Linked DNA regions of Mus musculus: regions 1 and 3 are each linked to region 2. A link is a loop called in an ENCODE intact Hi-C map of the cell type or tissue named here. Cell type or tissue: left cerebral cortex. All regions are shown on one strand. Region 1 has its middle 47 kb from the start of Alkal1. Region 2 has its middle 120 kb from the start of Alkal1. Region 3 holds the start of St18 (suppression of tumorigenicity 18).

The links. A loop is a pair of places that touch in the nucleus more often than their neighbours do. Peaks named below come from ENCODE experiments on the same cell type or tissue, not always from the same donor. Only the 100,000 strongest peaks of a DNase experiment are listed, where the experiment ranks them.
Region 1: it touches region 2 in a loop (2.9-fold over the local background); 9 of 42 quality-filtered maps call a loop at or near these places.
Region 3: a loop joins it to region 2, with 13 times the contacts of the local background. A loop is called at or near these places in 2 of 42 quality-filtered maps.

The regions. Positions count from the first base shown.
Region 1 is chr1:6,402,731-6,410,730 of GRCm38, forward strand. No RefSeq gene overlaps it. Among named protein-coding and RNA genes, the nearest start is that of Alkal1, 47 kb to the left of the region's middle. In left cerebral cortex, CTCF peaks have their summits at 3,778 and 7,535 (motif pointing right); DNase peaks (open chromatin) are centred at 3,794 and 7,552.
Region 2 is chr1:6,479,432-6,487,431 of GRCm38, forward strand. It overlaps a transcript of St18 not described here. Among named protein-coding and RNA genes, the nearest start is that of Alkal1, 120 kb to the left of the region's middle. In left cerebral cortex, CTCF peaks have their summits at 655 and 4,016; DNase peaks (open chromatin) are centred at 4,213 and 7,807; H3K27ac peaks cover 1,185 bases.
Region 3 is chr1:6,725,238-6,733,237 of GRCm38, forward strand. St18 (suppression of tumorigenicity 18) reads left to right here and starts at 4,814. Exons shown (of 22, transcript NM_173868.2): 1 at 4,814-5,003. In left cerebral cortex, no CTCF peak of the experiment used is centred here; DNase peaks (open chromatin) are centred at 4,122, 4,250, 4,696 and 5,277; H3K4me3 peaks cover 222 bases.

The sequences.
Region 1 (8,000 bases), 77 kb before region 2:
GTCCTGGGATTGCAGGCATAAGCCACCAGATACAAAACATGGTTCCTGATTTTTCACAAGTTTTGTGAGTAATATCAGCATTCAGTCTCACTCTAAAAACAAAGGGACTGGAGCAGTGAAGTGACTCAAAGAGTAAAGGTGCCTGCTGCCTCTCCAGATGGCCTGAGTCCATTACCAAGGCTTTCGTGATAGATGGAGAAATGACTCCACAAGCCATCCTCCGACCGATCCATGTCCACTGAAGCACAGATTCTGCCCCTACAAATAAATGTAAGGAAAAACAAAGGAGCTAAATCAAAGTTTTTCAGTAAATTCTTAAGTTTATCCAGATAATAAGCACCAGATGTAAGAATCGATCCAAAGTTTTTAGACTAAGACTGATTGACATTCTTTGGATTACATCACATTTTCTAAAGTATGAGAAGCCCTAAAAGCAACCTTTGGTAGAAATGGAGATAACTGTAGAGAAAAAAAGTGTTTCCATGGAAAACTGTAGCACACGTGAGTTTGTAGGTTCTATGTTTGTTTGTTTATTGTTGGAAGTTTTATTGTATACTGTGAATATTAGATAATATCCAGCCCTCTAAATTAATGTTTCCAAATGCTTCTGGCCTCTTGAATTAGCCAATCTTTCTCCAAAGTCCTGCCAATTTGGGGCAGACAATTCTTTTGTCTATTTGTCTCAATTTGGATTTTTTTTTTTCTAAAAAAAAATGATCTTGCTATATAACCTTGACTGGCTTTAAACACAAGGCAATCCTCCTGCTTCTTCCTCCTGAATGCCATCATGCCTAGCAAAGCAGGTAGACTGGTGTGAATTTTAGCATATATAGATGACAAAGGTGCTGTTGGTGTGTGGGCCACTGAGAAAGCCTGGACACCTTCCAGGACATGCATCAGAGCCCATTCACCCACTAGCCAGCTATGGGTGCTGCAAGCTTAAGCCCAGAAGTTTCACTGGCTGCCTGAGGTCAGACTCAAGGCTTTGGAGACCTGGCTTTGTGTTCGTTGTGTTTGTTGTTGTTTTGTTGTCACAGGACCTCATTTCATTAAGGGCCTGACTGCTGTCCTCACCCAACAGAGTTGCTTTACTGCGATATTCAACAGATGGACCTGCTGCTCCAAGTGGCCAGACAAATAAAGAGCAGATGCGCCTGCTTGCCCTCTTTTTCTCACCATCTTTTCTTCATCCCTTTTTAAATAAGAAGAAACAAAACTTAGACCTTGGGTCCATTTCTGACCCTTGTCCTAGGTGCTCCTGTGTACTTCTTTGTAAAATCCACTTCTAGAAGCAAATCCTGCTATGGAAATATATCCAGAAACCTTCCCTTTGTTACTCCATCAGATTCCATGTCTGACCTGGCCCCTCACCCTGTCAGTCACGTAGGTGATGTCTGATCACTGTCCAGTCTTCAGCAGACTCCTCTGAGGTCAGCTGACCTGTAATTCACTTCTCCTCTCTCAGTTTTCTCTTCATAAATTTGGTCCTCAGACCTAACCGCTCCAAAGCTATATGTTTGCACTTCCTGATGTATCTGTGGCGTAGAACCCACACACATACACTCTCGCTCCCTCATAGTTATGTCTGCTTAGTGAGCAGGTCCTGAATAAAGCTTTGCTATTTCCTGGAAAGAATCTGTGTCTGCAGAGGCTAATTGAGTGATTAAAACTTCAGAGATGCAAAATGTTGCAGGTCCAGAGCCTAATTACAATATATCTTGGGTGATCTTTATCCTACTAAACAGCAATTCTTTGCCCCCACTCTGTCAGATCCAACATTCTGTAGCTAACAGATAAATGGATGAAAAAATCCTCTAGGAATGTATAAAGCTAACAAACACCCTAGGTTTTGTTTTTTTTCCCAATACGAATGCTAACAGTGTTGTATCCTAACTACACTCTATCTTAACAAGGAGTTCTCTATCTTACTAAACCCACACACTTGATGTACCCATCAGTACTTGAAAGGTGTCTTGATGTATAGCTTTGTAGTCTTCTATTACAAAAAGTTTATGAAATTTCAACGTTGTAGGAACTTGGTATTTGAATAAATCTAAATCTATGTTCCTGAGGCACGGTCACTCATATTTGATTCCAGAATAAACCATTCTCTTCCTTTGAAAGGAGAGCTATGTCTCTTACCAATATTACTATACTTTAATGTGGGAAGCCGCCCTCACATTTGCCATTATAAGATGGCGCTGACAGCTGTGTTCTAAGTGGTAAACATAATCTGCACACGTGCAGGGGCAGTTTTCCCGCCATGTGTTCTGCCTTTCTCGTGATGACAACTGGGCCGATGGGCTGCAGCCAATCAGGGAGTAATACGTCCTAGGCGGAGGATAATTCTCCTTAAAAGGGACGGGGTTTCGCCATTCTCTCGCTTGCTCTCTGGCTCCTGAAGATGTAAGCAATAAAGCTTTGCCGCAGAAGATTCCGGTTTGTTGCGTTCTTCCTGGCCGGTCGCGAGAACGCGTGTAAGACTTTAACACGTACTATTGTTAACAATGGTTTACTGCAGCAAGAAATACTTTTTTTCAGAAGGTATAAAGAATATGAATTAGGTGTTCTTTCAAATTTAAAGACATTTGAGCACTAGAAGAAGTAGAAGACTAACAAAAATATGTTAAATTTACAGAAAAAACATTTCAAACAGTGGTAAAGACTAGACAAGCACTGAGAGCTTCTAGTCACCCAAAGATGTAAAGTTTAGGAGTAGTGAATGTTCATGGTTCAGAGATAATGAGGAGGAATACAACTAGAGCCCAGTAAACTCTAGATAATTATTATTGTGATCACTTGCCATTCGCTTCCGTTAGTTTCTAAAATGTATTTTTGGACAACTAGTTAATAGAAAACCCTTATTCCAAATTTCAGTTCCTCATTCTTCTGGACATGATTTTAACATTTAGCTATAACACTTATATCTATGTCTATTTCTGGAATGTTGACCAGAGAGGGTGACCAGACAGCACCTAGGTGATTTCTTCTTCTTGTTGGTTTGTCTCAATTAGATTTGAAACAAAACAAAAATAAAGTAAATAAACAAAAGACAACATCAAAGGTTTTCTGTTTTACTTATTGTTTGAGGGTTTTGGCTCTTCATCACTTAACTGTGGCTTGTGTAAGTGGCACCAAGATGTCAAACACAAGCACAAAGAACAAAGCAGACAAAAGCAAGTGTAGACAGGTCTTTAAACATCCACGTAATTCATAGCCTCAGATTGCGTTTGGAATTTGAGTTCTTTATGCACGATGGAAATGAAACAAATAGAAAATTACATGGAACAAATGATAGTTTGAATAAACACTAGATACAGCTCAGTGTGAAAGTCGATGGGTCAGAATCATTTTCTGAACCCGTGCTCCTTCCTTCTGTTGGCACATGGACCTGTTTTTCAGCAGTCCGACAAAGGAAGCCATTTGCAGAGGGAAACATTTTTGTACAGGGGATGGTCTCCAGGAAGGCAGATTTCACTTCTGTTCGGTTGTGCAGCACATTGCTGCTCCAGCTCCTGGTCCTGCTAGTCTGCATGTTGTCACTGGCCCCAGAGGGAAGGAAGACAGATGTGAGGAAACATGAAACCGCAATTACACTCTAAGAATACATTGTATGTTTTGTGTACTTTTAATGTCTTCTTTAGTTATTCATTTTTACAAAATCATTTCCCCACTGTGTATAAACTATTGCGGTAAATAAAGATCAAACAACAAACAAAACTGGGAAGTCAACTGATCACTGCGGGAATTATTTTTAATGTAGGGTCATCTTTCTTCCACACGGTGGCGCCTCGCTGTCAGACTTAAAAACACTGAAACATTGTGGCCACCAACAACTCCAGATGGGCTTCTCTGTGCTAGTAGTTTCATTTTGAAACAGAAAGTCAGTACTTAACAATCGCTATTCTGAGTACCTTTTTGCTCTCAGAAAGAAGAGCTAAGCAGATTCTGACAGGACTTAGGGAAGTCATAGCGCCATGTGCAATGGTTCAGAAACTTTAGTGTGTCAGAATCCCCTGGAAGCCCAAAGAAATAGAGACAGTAGATCACTTCCTAGTTTACAACTTGCAGCATCTGAGACCATACTCTGGGAGACTATTCTGTGACAAATTTTGAGGCCTCGGAATTATGTTCCAGTTCAAACTCAAGTTCAACTTCTGAGATGACTAAATGACCTGGAGTAGGGACATTGGTGATTAACTGAGGCTGGCACCTTCAGGTGGTTGGTATGAGGACAGCTGGAACAGACACAGGTGTCCCGGTACAATATGGGGCTTGGAAGTCTTGTTTTGTTTTATTGAAGACGTCACTTTTATTTGAAGTCAATAGCTGAATCACAAAGTACAAGAACATTCATTCAGGTAAGAAATTTCTTTTAAAACTGTAAATAAGTATTTTAAGCCAGGAGCATCACACGAAGCAGTTAGTATTCTCTGGTACTGACTCTACCCCTCCTTCTCTCTCTTTTGTTTTACCACAAAACTTTATTTTATTCCACTTTTAACATAATGAGTCTTTTTAAAGTTTCAAAACAAAAAGGCATAACTAAGTACCCTTTGTAAACATTAGAAATGAACTAAAATCTAGGTTATTCACTAAAAGTCAGGAGTCAGGCTGGGATCTTAGGTCTTAGGAGAACAAAATAAACCGAACAGCATCTAACAAACAGGGACATCTCTCTGTTTTTACAGCCCCTCTTTCCTGTGCAGCCCACCCTTATGTCTTACACCAAGCAAGGAGAGCAACTCATAAAAATCCCTAGAGCCCCCAATTAGAAGGATTCATTGTCCAACAAGGATGGTCTACATGCTATTCTTTGCCTTTTGAAGGAATTAGAAACACTCTCAGACCATTTAAAAATATTCTTATATTCTGACAAGTGGGGCTGATAGATCCATTCTAGTAGCTCCCCATCTGGCAGACCTCATACCTCAGAGGCTAAGACGGATCCTTCTCCGTAGTACTTAGTATGGTGATTTGAATGCAAACATTCCTCATAGATGCAGATGTTTGAATATTTAGTCTCCAATTGGTGAAGCTGTTTGTCATGCTTAAGAAGTGTCTTAGTCAGGGTTTCTATTCCTGTATAAACATCATGACCAAGAGGCAATTTGGGCAGCACTTGGGAGGCAGAGGCAGGCAGATTTCTGAGTTCGAGGCCAGCCTGGTCTACAGAGTGAGTTCCAGGGCAGCCAGGGCTACACAGAGAAACCCTGTCTCGAAAAACAAAAACAAAATCAGAAAAAGAAGCAAGTTGGGCAGGAAAGGGATTCAGCTTACACTTCCATACTGCTGTTCATCACCAAGGAAGTCAGGACTGGAACTCAAACAGGTCAAGAAGCAGGAGCTGATGCAGAGGCCATGGAGGGATGTTCATTACTGGCTTGCTTCCCCTGGCTTGCTCAGCCTGCTCTCTTATAGAACCAAGACTACCAGCCCTGGGATGGTCCCAGCCACAAGGGGCCTTTCCCCCTTGATCACTAATTGAGAAAATGCCTTACAGTTGGATCTCATGGCGGCATTTTCTCAACTGAAGATCCTTTCTCTGTGATGACTCCAGCTGTGTCAAGTTGACACAAAACTAGCCAGTACAAGAAGTATGGCTTTGGTGAAGGCAGTATGTCACAGAAGGTGGGCTTTGTTTAGACTCATGGCACTTCAGTTCCCTCTCTGTTTGCTGCTCTTAGTGTAAGATGTGAGCTCTCCATTTGCTGCTGCAGTCTGCATGCCTGCCTACTTCCACATTCCAATGATGTGGTGGTGAAAGGAATCATAGATGCCTTGGCACAAGTTTCCCCTAACATCTGTGCTGTGGAACTGGATTTGGGTTCCCCTGAAGCCAGCAGCAATTTGAATGGTTTGTGAGCAAAGCCCATATTGCTGGGTTTTTTTATTTTAGTTTCTTGGGTTTTTTTTTTATTATTATGGTAAAACACAATTAAAATTTACCAGTATGAAAGTTTAAAATGTGCAACCAGTTGCGTTAAGTATTTTCACAATATTTTGCAATTACCAACAAAACCTAAAATTTTTTTCATCCCAACGGAAGTCTCCCTTTGGCTGTCATTTCTATTACCCTGGCTACTTGGTTTTAAGTACTTCCTAAAAAACTTAACTTGACTAATGCTAACTTAACTTGCATGGTATATACTCAGAAAGGAAAGCTTAGAACCATGTCAGAAATTCTCTTAGCATGTGTCCTATGCCCAAGGTTTGTTTTCTGATAGCATATATCAAGTTAAAGCACATTTTCATATACATCTATTCATTCCCCTTTATATTATTGACACATTTTACAGACTTGTACACATCCGTTAACATGGATTCATAACTACTGTTTTATAGTTATCATGTGTCTTAGTTTGGGTTTTATTGATGTGAAGAGACACATGACCACAGCAACTCTTATAAAAGAAAATATTTAACTGGGCTGGCTAATGCAGTTCAGAGGTTTAGTCTATTATCCTCATGGTGGAAAGCATAGTGACATGCAGGCAGATGTGATGCTGGAAGGGGAGCTGGGAATTCTACATCTTGATCCACAGGTAGCAGGAAGAGAACTGTGAACCACTAGGCTTGGTTAGAGCTTGCGAGACCTCAAATCCTACTTCCTAGTGATGCGCTCCCTCCAACAAGTCCATGCCTAATTCAACAAGACCAAACTGAATAGTGCCACTCCCTATGGACATATGGGGGCCATTTTTATTTGAAGCACCACAACATGCATAGATAAAAAATACATTTATTTGTCTAGTCAATCCAGGGCATGTGGTACTCCAGAGAGAGTTTCTGTAAATATTTTTTTCTTGTAAGTCATGCTTTCTTGTTCTATGCATGCCTTGACTTTATTGGTGCTGGTTGTCCACACTGCACTGAATATTATCTCATGCATTTTAAAAGACAGAATGGAACAGAAAGAAAAATATATCCTACAGTGTGGCAGTTTGAATGAGAATGACTCCCATAGGCTATGGCATCTGACACATGGCTTCCAGTTGGTGGTCCTATTTGGGAAAGTCTAGATGCAGTGGCCTTTGTGAAGGAAGCATGCCACAGGGAGCTGGCTTGGAGGCTGAAAAGACATGTGCCTTTCTCTGCTTCCTGCTCACAGTTCAAGATCTGACTTCTCAGCTTCCAGTTCCAGCTTCAAGCTGCCATTCTGTCATCACAGACCCTTACCGCCCCGGAAGCATAAGCCCAGTTAAACTCTCTCTTTTACCCATTGCCTTGGTCATCGTGTTCTATTTTAGCAATAGAAAAGTAACAAGTGCAGCCAGATATATGTAGACTGTGTCCGTTCTAGGCTTCTTTTTCTGCTTATCCACTGTCCTGGCTTACATTCATGCCTGCTGAGTCTGAAGACCAACTGGAAGTGAAAGCCAATAGTTGTGTCAGGAATTCCTTTAGCATGAGTTCTGTCTTCAGAAAGTGCTTCCCTTTTCTTTCCTTCTTGAAAACAAACCCCTTTGTAATTGTTTATTTAATGTTTATTCGTGCTTTGCCTACATGTCTGTCTGTGAACTACGTGCATCAGGGGCCAGAAGAGGGCACCAGATCCTCTGGAACTGGACTCAGAGATGCTTATGCGCTACTTCGTGGGTCTTGCGATTGAGCCCTGGTCCTCTGAAAAAGCAGCCTATGACCTTAACTGCTGAGCTGTCTCTTTGGCCCCACTTCCACCACCCCCACCCCCACCCCCAGCAAGGGCTTTCTGATGGTAAGTAAGAACCACCCTGAAATAATGCTTAATAACAGCCTTGGTTGCTCCAGTCTTTTTATAAAGCTATCTTTAAGTGCAGTTGCTTTTCAGCACTCCTCTTCCTCCCTACAATCTCTCTCCCTGGCTTTTCACCTGGACTTTTCACCCAGCTGTTTTGTCCAGAGTGGCAGAGCTCGTTCATTTGGTCTCATTCCCTTCTAAGTACCAATTAACCCTGTATTGTGGGTTGGGCAGAACACAGGAAGCATTTGCTGTATTCCTTAGGGGCGGTGGGGGGGGG
Region 2 (8,000 bases):
GATTTTTTTTTTTTTTGCCCCGAGATAGTGAAAATTTCTGTTTTTAAAAATTTGTTTGTCTAAAATATGGTTTCATGTTGCCCAGGTCGTCTCTAACCCTCTGTGTAGCCAAACTGGCTTGGACTCTGCACCTTACCCTGAGTTCTGGGATTACAAATGTGTCTGTCCCATGACACTTGGCTTTGTCTTGTAGTTACATGAAAATACTTTGCTAGAGTTTGACAAATTTCCATTTGTAACTTTTATTTCATCCTCTATTATGCTTGAGAAAGGGAAGATTCATTGGTTAATAATGCTTGTGGATTTATTTAAATTTATAAGATGTCATACAGCAACTTAATTCTTTAAATTACTTTTAGACTTTTAAATTTTATTTTGTGTCTGAGTGCTATGCCTGCATGTATGTCTGTGCATAACATGTATGTATATGCCTCGTGTCTTTGGGGGTCAGAAGATGGAGTTGGATCCTCTGGAATCAGCTGAATCAGTTATGGGTAGCTGGGAGGTGGGAACTCAACCTAGGTTGTCTGACAGAGCAGTCAATGATCTTAAGAACTGAATCTTCTCCACAGGCCCCTTCCTTTATTCTTAAGAACTAGAACATTTTTCTAGTTGCCTTATAACTGATTTTTTGCAAGCTGTCTCCCTCTAGTGATACTAATTATTATTTTTTATACAGTGAATTTAGATTCTTTGAAAGAGATTTATACCCCAATCTAGAAAAAAGAATACTATTAGTGAAAGGTTAGCACACTCACACTTGGTGGTTTCTTAGTTGTTTTTAGAAGAGATTTGCAAACTTTTATATTTTTTTATCATGATTTCAAATAAGTGTTCATTCTATAGGATTATGCTACTTTAAAGTGTAGCTTACCTAGTAAATGCCATTTAAAAAAAAGGCTCGCAACTCACATACTGATTTGCCACTTCAAGGGATAGAAATGGGCAATAGTGCTTTGATCACTTGAGCCTGCATTCCAGATCAGATCCTGTCTTAACACCAAAGAGAAAACCAAAGTATAATGCACTGTGCCTTAAATGGCATGCCATACATTTAGAGATAAATCAAACTTGTTTCTTCATCCCTCAATCTCTAGTATGTACTACAAGCTAGACCAGGTGAATACAGGGCTGCCATTTTGCTATGTTGTCATGACAGAATAAATAGTCCCTAGAAACATTTCTGATAATTTCATTTACTACTTCAGCATTCATATAGCGCTACATGAGTATTAATTTGGGGCATAGTCTCCAGCTGTCTCTGAACTAAAGGATATATACATGGAGGAAGGTTCTTCTAGGTTTCAGAGGACAGCTGTGCTGTGCTGGGTCACTTACAAATCTATCATCTTGTTGATATCACTTGGCTCTACCGATTTAAAGTGAAGAAAATGAGAGCAGGGGTGTCCTAAGTCAGTGGGAACTGACCTCCAAGGCAGCTGGCTGAGGGCAGCTGAGACCCTAGTGGTGTTTAGTGGAGAGGCCTGTAATCCCAAGGCCTCTTGATCAAGTTTCAGGAACACACCTCCTCTCTCTCCTAGGTGTCTGATGGATTCTTCACCTCTGTCTCCCATCTTACCTCAGGAAGGCTGGGCTGCACTATCACATCCTGCTTTTTATGTCTGCTCTGGGAATTGCACTCGGGTAGTCAAGCCGGTATCGTTCACTTTTACCCTCTAGTCCTAATCTGTAGTTTTAAAATGCCTTTGTACTCACAACCATTTTAGGGTTTCTAGAGTGTTTTTATAAGGTTCTTCTAATTCTGCTTTCATTTCCCAGCCCCAGTGTTTAATGGAGTTCACTTGCTTATAGGGGTGCAGGATTGCTCTAAATTTATTCAACCAACATTTACTCTGTTAGTTACCATTTTCAGTGACACAGTATCTCATGGAAACTTAAAGAAAAATTTACTCTGGCCTTGGGTTCATGAAATATAGTTCACCATCATGGAAAAGTCATGGCAGCAGTACCAGCTCCTGTCCTTGGTAACAGGAAAGGGAGACTGTTGATGTCTCAGTCAATCAGAAATCAGGAAGTAGAGAGCTGGGGCCAGAGGCAGGGCTTTGCATTAGTCCAGTCCTGTGACTCTACATTGGTCAGCTAGTCTCCATGTGCAGGAGTTTCTACAACTTTCCAAAAAGGCTCCAACAGGTTAGGCCCAACTTATTAAATGGATGAGCTTGGGGAGCAGCACACGTTCAAGTCATGGTGCTTGCTGGCCAGCTTCATTAGCTTCTGTAGGTTTACATGAGTTGAATCACACAGGGCTTTCTGTTCAAAGATTATGTAATATTATCTTCGTACTATTACAGTTTTGTTTTATTTTTTACAAAGAGACGTGTATGTACCTTACTCTCTTTTTAAAGGCTATTTTCTACAATGATGAGTGCTGAGTGCTTCTATTTCCTGTTCAGGAATAGAGTTATAAACCATGTATTTTAGATAACTGTTTTAGTTTTCCGCTATAAGATGAATAACATGCATTATTGCCTATACTTTCTCAAGGCTGCTTTTGAGAGACTAGCAAGCAATAAATAAATACATAAATAAACAGCAATCTGCTGCTATGAGCCATAGGCTTAGTGCTGCTCTTGGGATCTGACCACTGTATTCACATATACAGGGGCATAAATGTTTGTCATACAGGTAGCAATGTTAAAAATATCATTAACGTAGTTCTTTATAAGTACATATATTATTCTGTTTAGGATGAGTGACAGTAATTTTACTAGTTCTTAGTGTCCACCTTATTTGGTGGCTAGGATGTGATTGTGGGACAGAAATGTACAGTGACAGAGTGCTAAGTAGTTCTATGCAGGTTTGTTTTAGGCTAGTCATTTATGTTGCATTCCCATAGGTCCCAACAGTAATCTCCCTTATAGTTACCATATGTTGTAGAATTCAATAGCTCCACGAAAGTGCCTCCTTTCCATTCCCGATCCTACGTCCCGGTATTTCCCTTTCAAGTCACAGTCACAGAGAGTAAGAACCCAGCTGGTGTGAAGCCCCTGGCAGTGGTGTGAAGCCTCTGGCAGTGTCGCCAGGGCTTGGTTTCACACACGTCCATTCCAGCCACTGCCTTTCTTGCTCTGGATTCTTGTCACATGCCATGGGTGGGTTGGGAGAGAATCCCCTTTGCCAGTTGGTTCTTACCACTTTCATTATCTCCAATGAAATATCAGCCTTCTAGAGAAGCCCTGCAAAGTGCCCTGGAGAGGTAGAGCCCAATGATATTGGCTCTGGAGCACTTTAGCCCCTCTTTCTAAAATAGCACCTCAGTGTTGTGTTGTATTTGCTCTTTAGGGGTTTTTTTTTTTTTTTTTTTTGGTTTGTTTGTTTTTTTGTTTTTTTGTATTAGTGCTTTAGTAACTAGACTGCAAACTCTGTGAGTGGAAAAAATTGTCTTTTATGCACGAGTCACCAGCCTGGATCTGGGAGAGGTTCCTAGCAAGGACAAAAGTCCCAGTGAGCTGCACAAGAGTTCCCTGAGTTCATCTCTTTGGCAGTGTCCTGTAGAGCCTTGTCTTTGTAGTCTCCTCCTCCTCCTCCTCTTCTTCCTCCTCCTCTTTAATAAGTTGTATTCTATAAAGAGGAGATGTTACAGCTCACCCTCAAGTGTCACTGTACAGCTCTCTGATTCAGAGCTAACTCACATGCATAAAAAGAGAACAGGGGCCTCATCCATTCTAAGCTTTGAAAACACACAGCTCAGAACATAGCAGCTTCTCCCTTCCCAGCCGCTAACTTTTTAAAGCAGGTGACATTTGCTGACAACTCATTAGGGAAAGACTGCTTTAAATTCTGCTGCATAGGTAAAGGAGCATTCCCCTAAGTAGAGTTTGCATTTCTTGGAAGTTGGCACTCTAACAGGTTCTTTTAAAACATGTTGCTCTTTTAAAACATTTATTGTGTTAACAGAATACCTCACAGGTTGCTGTTTGAGCTCTGGCCTTTGGGTTTGCAAATTGATAAAGGGTAACTTGGTATCAATTATGGTCATATGGTCCTGACAGCAGATAGGGGGCGCTGAAGAGGCAGTGGTGCCAGGTGGCAATAGCAAAGAAAGGCCATGCCATCTGGATCTTGGAGGATGCACTTGCAGAGGAGCGCCTGGCTCAGCACTCTTCTCTGTACCATCTTCTTTCCCTTTGCAGCTTCCCACTTCCCATCTGTGCCCGCCCACTGGTTTCTCAAAGAATTAAAAAAAAAAAAAATTGGCATGGCGTAAGGAAAAAGAATCAGGAATCTGTGGGCTGCCCCTTCCTCAGCTTATTCAGTGTTAGTGACCAGTGACAGCTATGTCCTGGCCTGCTTCCCACACCCATTCTCAAGGCTGTAATCTGATGTCACCAGCGGGGCTGTGCATTTTGCTGCACCATACCGTGGGGTTCCAAGAGCTAGTTGTACTTTGTAAATTGCCAGCAAAACGTTTTCTTTTTCCTTTTTATCCTTGCCAGTGCTGCCTGCAGACTCCAAAAGGCATTTTCAGAAAGCAGATTCCACAAGTTCCAGAATCCAAGCACGAGTAATCATTATCTATTCTGCTTGAGTACAGTTCTATAGAAACAGTGACAATTTTTTGCCAATAGTTATTAAGTTATCACCTTGCCACATGAACTCCTCCAGAAAACATCATTTAATGGATAAACACTAGAACAACCTTTGCTGTTAAGTTCCCTAATTCTAATAAGTGTAGTTTTCCAGAAGGAACAAGCCGCAACAACCCAAACCTTAAGCAGTTGTTATTTCTGAACAGAATGTTACTATATATGGTTGTTTTAAGGATATTTTGGAAAATGGGTAGTTGGTAAATGGCTGTTTAATATAGGAACAAGCACTTAGAAGTAGCCAGCAAGTGAGAATTTCACAGCACCATTTTTTGGACTGCTGTGTGGATTTTTACCATGCACTGGATTCCTATGTTGTTCTGAGCACTTTTGTTTTTTTGTTTTTAGAAAGTGAGATTTTATCTGGGTATGGGTAGATTATCTCAACTTCAGCTTCTTCTGACAGTATCCTTAGAACATTTGTAAACAGTATGCTTTGTTGATGGACTTTGGAAGTCAAGAAAGTGCTAATGGAAAAGGAATAGGGGTGATTTGCATTTAGGCTGCCCAAAGGATATCTACACTAGGGCATCTCACCCCACCTCCAACATTAAAGAAGGAAGAAGGCACAGGGTTAGAACAGGGGGAGTCAAGATATCCCCAGGAGGAAGCCTGGAAGTTGCTTTTCCTAGAGCCCCTATTCTTAAACACAGTTCCAGTGGAGATTTTTCAACTTCTTTCATCAAATTCATCTAGTCCTGGGTCAAAGTCAGCTCTTGCAAGCAAAATCTATCTGTTGGAGGACCTAGACTGGTCGATATAAAGGGGCTTCTTGGTGAATAAGTAAAAGATTTGAGGGGTAAAGGGAGTGAGTAGACTGTGATTCATTGGCCCAGGAGTCTTGGCTTTTAATGCTTTAACCACATGCTCACTCTTTATTCTCACCCATTTATACCTAGCCTTATCTCCAGGAAGACTCTTTACCTAGTTACTTCTGAATTATTCCTAAATTCATATTTCATGTGTAAGAATTCCATCTTTTGAGATATGCCCCTGGGTTATCAGTTACCAGTTTCACATAGCAAGTGGAAAAACTACTTTAAAATGATACATAGGCAAAGTTCTCCTGTGAGACATTTTGTCAGTGGAAGTTAGATTTTGCAAGTTTGTTTTGGATGAGCAGCATATTTCCCTTGGTTGGTTCAGCAGCAATATTTCTGTCCCGTCATCTAGTTAGGGATAAATGGCATATTGTGGCTTCCCAAACTGAGCCTGCATATGCTTACCCAAACTTGCTCAGTTTGGGAAGCTCACGAGAACGCTTGCTTTTCATTTTCTTAAAATTTAATTTAATTTATTTTTTTATTCCCCTGAGTTTCTCTTTTGGCCAAAAAGAAATGCCTTACATGTTATTCAAAATATTTAACCTTAATTGCAAGGCAGAATAGTAAAGTAGCTAGTGAGGACTTTTTCAGAGATTCTCTGACTTGGAAGAGTGGAAGAAGTAGAGGGAACACAAAGTCTGTTAAAATGTTTGCTGTTTTTGTAGAAAATATTGATGTTGAGCCACAGATAGAAGCTTCAGAATAGACATTTATCTAGAGTTCTCTAAAATGACCACAATGGAAAAATTGCCTTAAAGCAGAACAATTAAATACTAGCTGGGAAACTAGTTGGCTGCCATGGGCCAGATACTCTCTGACTCTGGGAAAACCTCAAGGTTCATAAAATGCAATAGCCTGTTTTCTTGGAGATTCCAGTCTGTCAAAAATGTCTAAAGGATTGATGTAGCTGACCACTTGAAAAAGTACAACTCCTGAAAGAACCAACATTCAGCTTGCTTATGCTCTTATTCTTCTCTCTCTCTCTCTCTCTCTCTCTCTCTCTCTCTCTCTCTCTCTCTCTCTCTCTCTCTCTCTCTCGGTTTTTCAAGACAGGGTTTCTCTGTGTACCCTGGCTGTCCTGGAACTCATTTTGTAGACCAGGCTGGCCACCAACTCAGAAATCCGCCTGCCTCTGCCTCCCAAGTGCTGGGATTAAAGGCGTGTGCCACCACACCCGACTTGCTCTTATTCTTCTCATCCTATTCAGTGGGACCAGATTCCCACTTATGGGATAATATCGGTGATATGGTGCTCTGGCACCCCTTTCCCTTCATGTACCAACCACGGGGGTGTGTATGGGATATGCAGCAAGGAATCAGAGCATCTGGAGTGATATGGATGCCTAGCATTCTGCTTTTGTCCTGACTGACTCTGGTGTAACTCTCTATGATGTGCTTTCTAGAACGCTGTATTTGGGGCAGTTCCTGACAGCAGGCTCACGCTTCGTTCCCATGTTCCCATGTTTCCATGAAATATGCTACTCTCTTCTTTCAGATGGTCCCTGTGTGTACTTTCTTCAGTTCTGGGCATTTTGTGGTACACTGAAGCACTTTTCTGGATGGGTCTCATATGTTTTGAAGTTCCTGCAGTTTGGTGATGATGATAATAATAATAATAATAACCCCCCCCCCCAAATACCTTTGGTAGTTTATCCATGGCTTCCTCTTTCTGTTTTTTTCCTCAATGTCTTTTGATGTGGTCAATAGAAACAGTAAGCTATATATTGAGGCTTGACTAGTAGAGCTTAAGAGTGAGGGAGGAGGAAAGGAGGGAGAGATTGAGACAGAGAGACAGAGAGAGGGGGGAGGGGGCAAGGCAGAGGGAGAGGGAGGTGCAGAGGAAGAGGGAGGTAGAGGTAGAGGTAGTGACAGGTAGAGAAGGGCACAGGTACAGGGGAGAGAAAGATTGGGAAAGGGGGGAAGGGGGAAAGGGGAGAAAGAGGCACAGGGAGGTGTGAATGGGAGATGCCTGGGCATGCTTTGTTGCATGGCTCTAGTAAGCAACTAAGGTCTCTATAATTGAAATTACTTGCCCCAAGGACAGCAACTCTGCAGCTACCGACTAGCTTCTTCTTTTGTCATCTTGGTGACATCTTGTACCCTTTAGGTAGAAGGAACTTTTTGGGAAAGGGTTACTGATAACAGACACAGGGCAAATTAGCACAGAAACAGTGGAGAGGAGAGTAAAGAAGCCCAACTCCACCTTATTTCTTTACTTCTGGCTTTGAAGGTTTTAGGCTGTTCACAACAGACCCTTGTAGGATGCCTGAAGGCTGTGCCACTCAGTGCCAGCTCCATAGCCATCACTGGACCACTGGGGATATGACTGTGGCTTGGGACATGAGCCCGCTTGTTCGCTTACTCACAGTGAAAAGAGTTTTGAAATGAGTTCTGAATAGACAGCATTTTCTTTGTGCGATTGGTAAATAACACAGAGCAAAGTTAGCAAGTTGCAGGCTTCTGCATTCTGACTCTATGCAACCTTTTTGTGGGGAGAAGGGCAGGATGTTTCTCACAGAATGTGACCTCACAGGAATACTAGAGGTAAGGAGAAAAAAACCTCATCTGAA
Region 3 (8,000 bases), 250 kb after region 2:
TACATGGTCTTAAATGCTTTAACCCCCCTTTTAGCCCACCATTCACCAAAGGTAGTGGAAAAGAAAGGTTATTAGGACACATGGGAAGTGGACCTATTTAGAAATATCCAATCTACATTGTCAGGATTGCATTACCAGCAAATCCAGTTGAGCAGTGTGAGGACAGCAAACATGAATCAGCAGCAGTGGCACAACCCAGCAGAAACAGCCAGGCCTCCACTGAATGGCCAAGTCAGCAGTAGCAACCAGGACTAATGGATACCAGAAGTTCTCTGCTGTGCAAATCCCAACAAAGTGCAGATCAGCAAAGATGAAGACACAAGACCAACAAGCATGGCAAAGCTAGCTATGCAAGCCCCACCCCCATCACTGTCTATTGGGTCCTATTTATACTCCCTCCAAACATCAAGTGTCTTCTCATAGCTCTTTCCTCAGCAAAAACACCATGTTAGTCTGTCTTAGTAAAACACCATATGAGTCTGTATCAAATGACATCACTCTGCCAATCAGCCTGAGCAGCAAGAAGTCACCAGAACACCACCAGAAGTTTTTGGTGCATTTCTTTCTACAAAGTAATGACAAATGATGACCATTAAGGAACAACAAGGTGTACCAATACCATCGAGCATTGTCCACTGTCTGTTGGGTCCTTCTTAACACCATGCATCCTTTCACGTGTTTGTTTTAGCAAAACATCCTTTACCTGTGTCTGCTCCAGGGAAACATACCTTCATGGGTCTGCTCTAGCAAAACATCCTTTCACTTGAGTCTGCTTCATTAAAAACACTCCTTCATATGTCTGCTCCAGCAAACACCATCCAGCTCAACTGACTTTCCAAAGAAACCATAAGTTTCCACTTCACTTTTCCACAGATTAGGTAACATCATGCGTGGTAGTGAAAGACTCAAGTATTACCTCCTTAAAATCAGAAGCAAAATGGTGTCTCTTTCCATTTCCAATGCTCTTTCCATTTCCATGCTGGAGGGCCTGCAGGGGGAAGTACAACAAGAAAGTAAAATAAAATTCACCTGCTCATAAAGGCAAGAGTAAAACTCTTTTATTTGAAGGAAGATTCCCTTTTATATAGATTTGTACTTAGAAAATTGGAAAAATTCACCAAAAATGGTATGAGGTAAAAAGTTTCCTAAGAAAGCAATTCACAAAGTCAAAGCGCAGATGTAAGTTGTATTTCTATACAAGAACAAGAAAAAGAAAACAAGATATGAAGGTGAACATTAAGTCTATTTTCAAAAGGTTCTAAAAGAATATAATACACAGGAACAAACTTAAAAAGTTAGACATAAAACTTACTGTAAGTCCTACAAAACACTGCTGAAGGGAGTTATGGACTCCCCACATAGACTGCCAGGCATGCTGTGTAACACTGTAGAGAGATCTGTAGGTCCTGTGGGTTCCTTGCCCAAACCCAGATGATTTTCAAATGTAAGTGAAACTTTTAGGGATCCAGAATTACTAAAACCATCTTTAAAAAGAGTAACAACTTTGGATAATTCATGCTTCTCAATGTCTAAGCATACTACAAAAGCTAATATAATTAAACGTGGTACGGGGTTGAAAATTGGCACAGATTTATGAGGTATAATTGAGAGACCAGATATAAATCGTAATGTGCATGATCAATTGGATTTTAGTAAAGTTAACAAAACAATTTCATAAGGAAAAAAAATCTGTTTCCAACACATGATATTGGCATAAGTAGATTCACATATATAGAGGCTATTAGATCCCCTATCTCATGACATGTACAAAATAATGACTCAAAATGAATAACAGATCAAAATGAAACAGCAAAAAATGTAGAACTTTTAAAGAGGAAACAAAGAAGTAATTGTTATCAACCTGAATTTGACAATGGTTTTTATATGTTACATTAAAAAGCAAGTGAACAAAGAAACATCAACAAATTGAATGTCACCCAAACTTGAAATGTTTGTTTTCAAAAGAAAATATCAAGGATGTGAAAAGAAACCTATACAGTGAGAGAAAAGTTTGGTAAATTCTATACTCAATAAGAAACTTGTATCAAAACCACATATGTAAAGAATTTGTATAATCCAATAATAAAAAGGAAACATCATAGTTTTAAAATCAGAAAAATATCTGACTAGACAATCTCAAAAACCCAATGTATGGAAGACTCGTAAGAGCATGGAAAGATGCTCAGAGTCATGAGTTGTTATTGAATGCCAATCAAGATCATACAAGACAGCACTTGGCATCAATTAAGAGCTGCCCCGTAGACAGACCAGCTAACAGCAAGGTGTTGGGATGTGTAACTGTCATACATTGTTGGCAACTATGAATCATGAATTAACGCACTCTGAAACAATTCCTTAGTTTCTCAGATAGCTATTCAAATTACTAAATGATCTCATGGTTCTACTCCTAGGGACACATTCAAGAGAAATGAGAATAAATGTTTATCGTGGTAAAGTAGAAAAATTAAATGTGGTATATTCAAATAATAAAATATCAATCTACATTAAAATTAATAAACAACTAATACGTGAAACAAGGGCATAGAGCTTAAAGATAACCACCACAAGTGATATTGCTCAGTAGTAAAGAACAAAAGTGATTTTATGATCTTAGTATTTCAAAAATTTAGTAGATGAGGGTTTGTGTGATCCTGAGGGAGAAAATCGGGGGGGGGGGCGGGGTAAAGAATGAGTGACAGCTGTTATGTATGGCAATTCTCTTGAGGGTGATGAAAATATCTTGCATTGTAATTATTATGGATGAATTGTAATGATTAAACTGTCTTCTGTAGATGAATAAACAGGGAAGATATACTGCATACTTTAATCAATAAAGTTTTTTTTTTTTAATTCCTGGTAGGATATGACTTTGTTTCAGTCATGTAATGTCGATTAATGTTACTTAATTTTGTCAGGTCACTGGAATTTCACTAGAAATTCTCCTTGTTGTGGTATCCTTAAGGTACTACCCTGTGTCATGTGCTGCTCATGACGTTTCTGGGGGCGCTCAATAAGAATTCCTTAAAGTAAAGCTGATGTTTGCTGTACATTCCCAGCATAGGGAGCTTTGCATTGGAAAGGTACTTCTCCTAACATGCCCTCACCGTGGACTGCTGACTTCAAATAGCTAGTGCAATGAGATTGTGCACTAGGCAACTGTGTCAAGTACCAAATGTATTGCAGAATACCAATGAATTGATACTAAACAACATTTTAGAAAAAAGATGAATCTCAGAGCACCTGCCTATACCAAAATTGGAAATGTAATTACTTTAAAAGTTAGATTGTCAAGTATTTCTCTAGGTGATGTAGACATATCTCTATGTGATATGTGACTAGTTTTTGTGACCAGCATTTTTTTTCTTTCTTTCTTTTTCTAAAACAGAATTGTGAATTTTAACATTACAACTGTGGGCAGCAGATGTGCTCAGGGAAGAGTGGACTCCCAGGGAAGGGGACCCAGGACTGTGTCTGAGGTTAGCCAAGTTAGAAGATGTAAAGTTTGAGTTCTTTTTTTACTTCTTTCAGCTACCCTCCTCCAGGGCAGTCCAGGTTCTTTATTAATGTCTGTTTTTAAATTAGCAGGAGAATCTAGTTTTCCTGTCCTAGGTACTTCTATAGTGCCTTTTTAAAAAAGCAATGAGAAAAGTAAACTATAGCTTCGAAAGTTTTGATATATGCTTCAGCCCTATAAGAAGGAAGGTGGTTTACTAGTCAATATGAAATGTTGTAAGTAACGTTTTTTTTTTTAAGTTTCCAGAATAATATTCAGAGCTCATCTATCTCCTTTAACCCTGTGTGTTCTAGAACTGCCCCCAGTGGGCCTGGCAGTCTGTTAGTTGTTGCCTTAAATTGCACGTGGGCTTGTTGCAAATTTTGAAAAATTGATTAATTTTTTTCTGAGATTTACATTTTTTAGTGCAGTTAGGAATGGAAAAATCTATGGAATATTCCCTTGTAGTCTGTAATAAAAGTACCCTTGTGGGAGAAAAGAGAGCCCTAATGAGAAAGGCACAACCTGCTGCGTGAGAGATGTGTATGTTCCTGTCCAATCCTGACAGCCAGTCATGGAAACAGGCTCTGTGCCTGAACCCAGAGACTATTCTGTGTGCCACTCACAAGGAAGCTAAGCTCCACCCCAAAGTGTGGCTGCCTTTGTCATTTTAATTGGTCTGTGTTTGTGAAGTGGGGCCTCTATTTACTTATAGCTTGGGGCTTGTGTTTACCAAGCCCGGTGGAGGCCAAGTGACAGCGCTCCTGCAAGCTCTCCTGCTGTATCTTGAGGCACTTTTCTTTTCAGTATCGGTGCTGTCTAATTCGTGAGCTTCTGTGAAGCAAGCGCAGGAGGGTACAAGGCCTACAGGGAGGAATTACACCTAATTACTCAAATAATTGCTAGGCTGTTGCCTTCTTAGTCACTGAAAATAATTTCCAGGTCCCTGGCTTTTATAGATAGTCTTCTAGAGGCAGGAGGACACAGCCCCCTTTTTAACTCAGCCCATTCACTCACAAAATCAGAACACTCGAGCCTGCAAAATTAATAAGCACCACTTCCATTACATATATTTTAGGTTGTTGTTGCCGTGGCGATAAAGTCAGGGACATTGAATCTCCTCTGTTGAGCCATTGTTATCATCCCTGGCCATCTGCTGCAGAGGAGTGATATTCCATCTCATTTGCATGATGACTGATATATGGGCGGTTTGGAAGGACATATGCCACAGCAATCATGTGATGAAAATTAAAGTGAAAGTTTTGGGCCCAGAGCCGAAAAAAAATCTGTGTGTGCGCATGAGGCTGTTGATGTGCAAATGTGGATCATATTGAGAAGGTCTGAATAGGGAGGTGTGACGTAAGGAGGGCTACACGCAGGTGCTTATCTCCGAGCAGTCAAAGGCACTGGATGTCATATCATGGAGACTACCTTTCAAGGCAACAGCTTTAGTGTCTCCTGTCAGCACACCAGAGAGAAGAGAAATAGTTTTGGAAACAAACACAAAAAAGTAAGTTTCAAACTTTTTTACCACATTCTGTTTACCCTGATGTCGATGAGTTCAGACAGTGAGCAAGTTTCAGGTCTTAGTTGTTAATAGTGACTTTTGTTTCTGATTGGGTGGGTGGGTGGGTGAGTAGGTGAGTGGGGGGTCGCTTCTAAAGGCTGAGGGGCTCATGGTCGTTTTACTGTGCTTTGCTTTGCTTTCTGTTGTGATGTTCATCTGGCATGATTTGAAACTCACTCACCACCACCCACCCCCACTTTCTCACTCTCCTCCCAAAAAGCGATATTGAGGAGTTCAGAATAAAATGGTGTAATTGTGCTTAAGCTGTGTCAGCTACTGCCTTTGTTCATATATATTTCTGAAATGTGTGAATTGGCCATAGGAAATACTTAATATGATACAATACACTTTTTGTCTGGAAAAAAAGTAAAGTAAAACTAAATTTGAGGTCACACAAATTATCAGTGAGATCTCATGTGCTACAAGTCTTTATTTAGAATTGAACCTTGGCAGTGCTAAGAGTTGTTAATGTAATTTTGCATTGATAGCCATTATCTAAAAGGGGGGGTTGTGGATTCTTCCTAAAAAAATCAGAAACTGGTATTAGCTACACATAAGAGAAAAAGTTTGTGATCAGTCAAGATGTTTAAATTCATAAATTGGACATATAAATTATTGCATTTGCATATTTAGAGGATTGAATAAAACTAGTCTCCTTAAAAGATGAAACACTTCATCTCTGATAGATGGGCATGTCAGAAGACTGCGCAGAAGTTACAAAGTCATGTTTTAAAAGCTGAAAAACAAGAAACTTAACACTAACCTTGAACAAAATTTCATAGAAGGACGATTTCCGTGAAATATTGTTAAGGGAAAACTTTTATATACTTTGATGAGCAATACCTTAGCTCATATTATGTTGTCAACCAAACACCTGTTAAGAAGGCTTCCTTTGATGTACATTGGAATAATCAAAGTTTCCTGAAAGGGTGTTCTGATCTTTTCTTTCAGTTTCAGAGAACACAGCAGCTAATAGGCAGAGTGTATCATGTAATGGCTCTAGTCTTGTTTTATTTTTAGGAATAACGTCAAAAATGGTGGTGTGATATTACCTTATGGATTAATTGGCAGTATACAACCCAACAAATTAAAAAGAAATCTTGATGGAGAAATATTGGGTATAATTATGTCCTTATAATGAGGAAGTATTTTTTAGTATATAAATCCAGAATAGAAAATAGGATTGAAATTAGGGTTGAAATTTCCCTAACTTTAAAATTTTTATTTGCTAGTATCACCAGCACAATATCCTAGTTTTAGCTGTAACCTCAGATTATCCATGATCCCTTTTTTCTCATTCTAAATATTCAATTACTCCGTGGCGATTATTATGTGGCCTTCTTGGCTTACTACAATATTAGATTAATATAGATTTCTTATGCCAAATTAGCGGAAATCACCATTGCCCACAAGAGCAGTTCACTCTTCTCTTAGTCATATTTGTGTTACAGCAAGAGCATCAGAGGCTTTAATATTTTAAACTTGGATACACTGTGTCCTGGAGCACATGGGGTTTGTATCTGAAACCTGTAAAGTACATTGGAACCTTTCTCAAGAGTCTAATTCAGTTAGCCTTGAATGAGAGTCTTTATAGTGACTGCCATTCTTCTGCTATTATACCAACCACAAAGATTTAAAGTTTTGTGTTTCCTTGTCTGTGGATTAACTACAGGTGACAAGGAAAGGCAAGGGGTACTTGGAGCTGTCCAAGGTATTAGGCTTCTGAAAAGTTAATCATTATAGAAATGCATTTCTCTGAATCCATGTAATTGGTTTGTTCCCATTTCTGAAAGTTAAAATTATATTGCTACTAGAGAAACCAACCTAGTGGATATAGCATTTCTTTTCAGATAATGTAGCAATCTCATGTATAACTAAATTTAAAACTCAGAAACAGCTTAAACTTTCATGCAGTCAACTAGTGCTCTTGTTTGCATCTTTAAACTACTTAAGTGGAAATAAGTAAAATTCACAACTACCACATATAGAATTCTATGCCATCATCATGTAAGCCTAATGAGAACAGTCTCTGTGGCATATAGCAGTGTGGACAAACATATCAAAAAATGCAACTCACAGGAATTTATTGCTGTTAAAATTATTTCTTATCCTTATGTGACCTTCCATGTCTGCTATTGAAATCCAAAAGATCATAATTGTTTGATATGAAATGCAAAAGAATAGTTAAGTTGAAAGTTTAACATCATGAAATTCAAAATCCCAAGTGGTATATAAACATTAAAAGAAACTTTGGACTGCTAATCCTAGGAAATGAGTTTTATGGATTGAATTCAACAAGGCTTCAGAAATGGTTCCATCTGCTGCCTAGCAGCTGGTGAAAGGATAAATTTAATTCATTAATTCATTTGGAAAAAAGGATCCAAGTAGTAAAGACTTCATTGCTCATAATGCATATAGGTGGGGACACTGGAATGGGGTTCTGTTGCCATTGTAGATAATGAGCTACCAAGTCTTTGCTTTTTGGTAAAGGTCTTCATGATTGAGTCAATACGATGTTGATTTTTATGACAATAGCTAATCATTTTGAATTAGTTCAATGCTATAAAACACTCAGGGAAGTTAAAAGTCTCAGTTTTCAATCTAGGGAAATATGGGCAATCGAAAAGAGAAGCTTTCTCATATTGCATATGTGTCTATGGGAGACAGTATGTGTGTCTCTACCTACCATATGTACACAAGTATTTAGGTTTAAACATAAATGTGTCACTGAGTAACTCCCTCCAATCACATTTATATTAGGTAGACATCCTATCCTATTTGCAGAAATGTCCAAAAATATTTAGTATTTAACATAAATAGATTTTATCTTAGATCAAAATTTGTTTCTACTCAAATGCTGGAAGGTCAAATGACACACCTTTTTTCACCCACTTTCTCCTTGTAACATAACTTGTCCAGACATATTTAGCAGCTTGATTC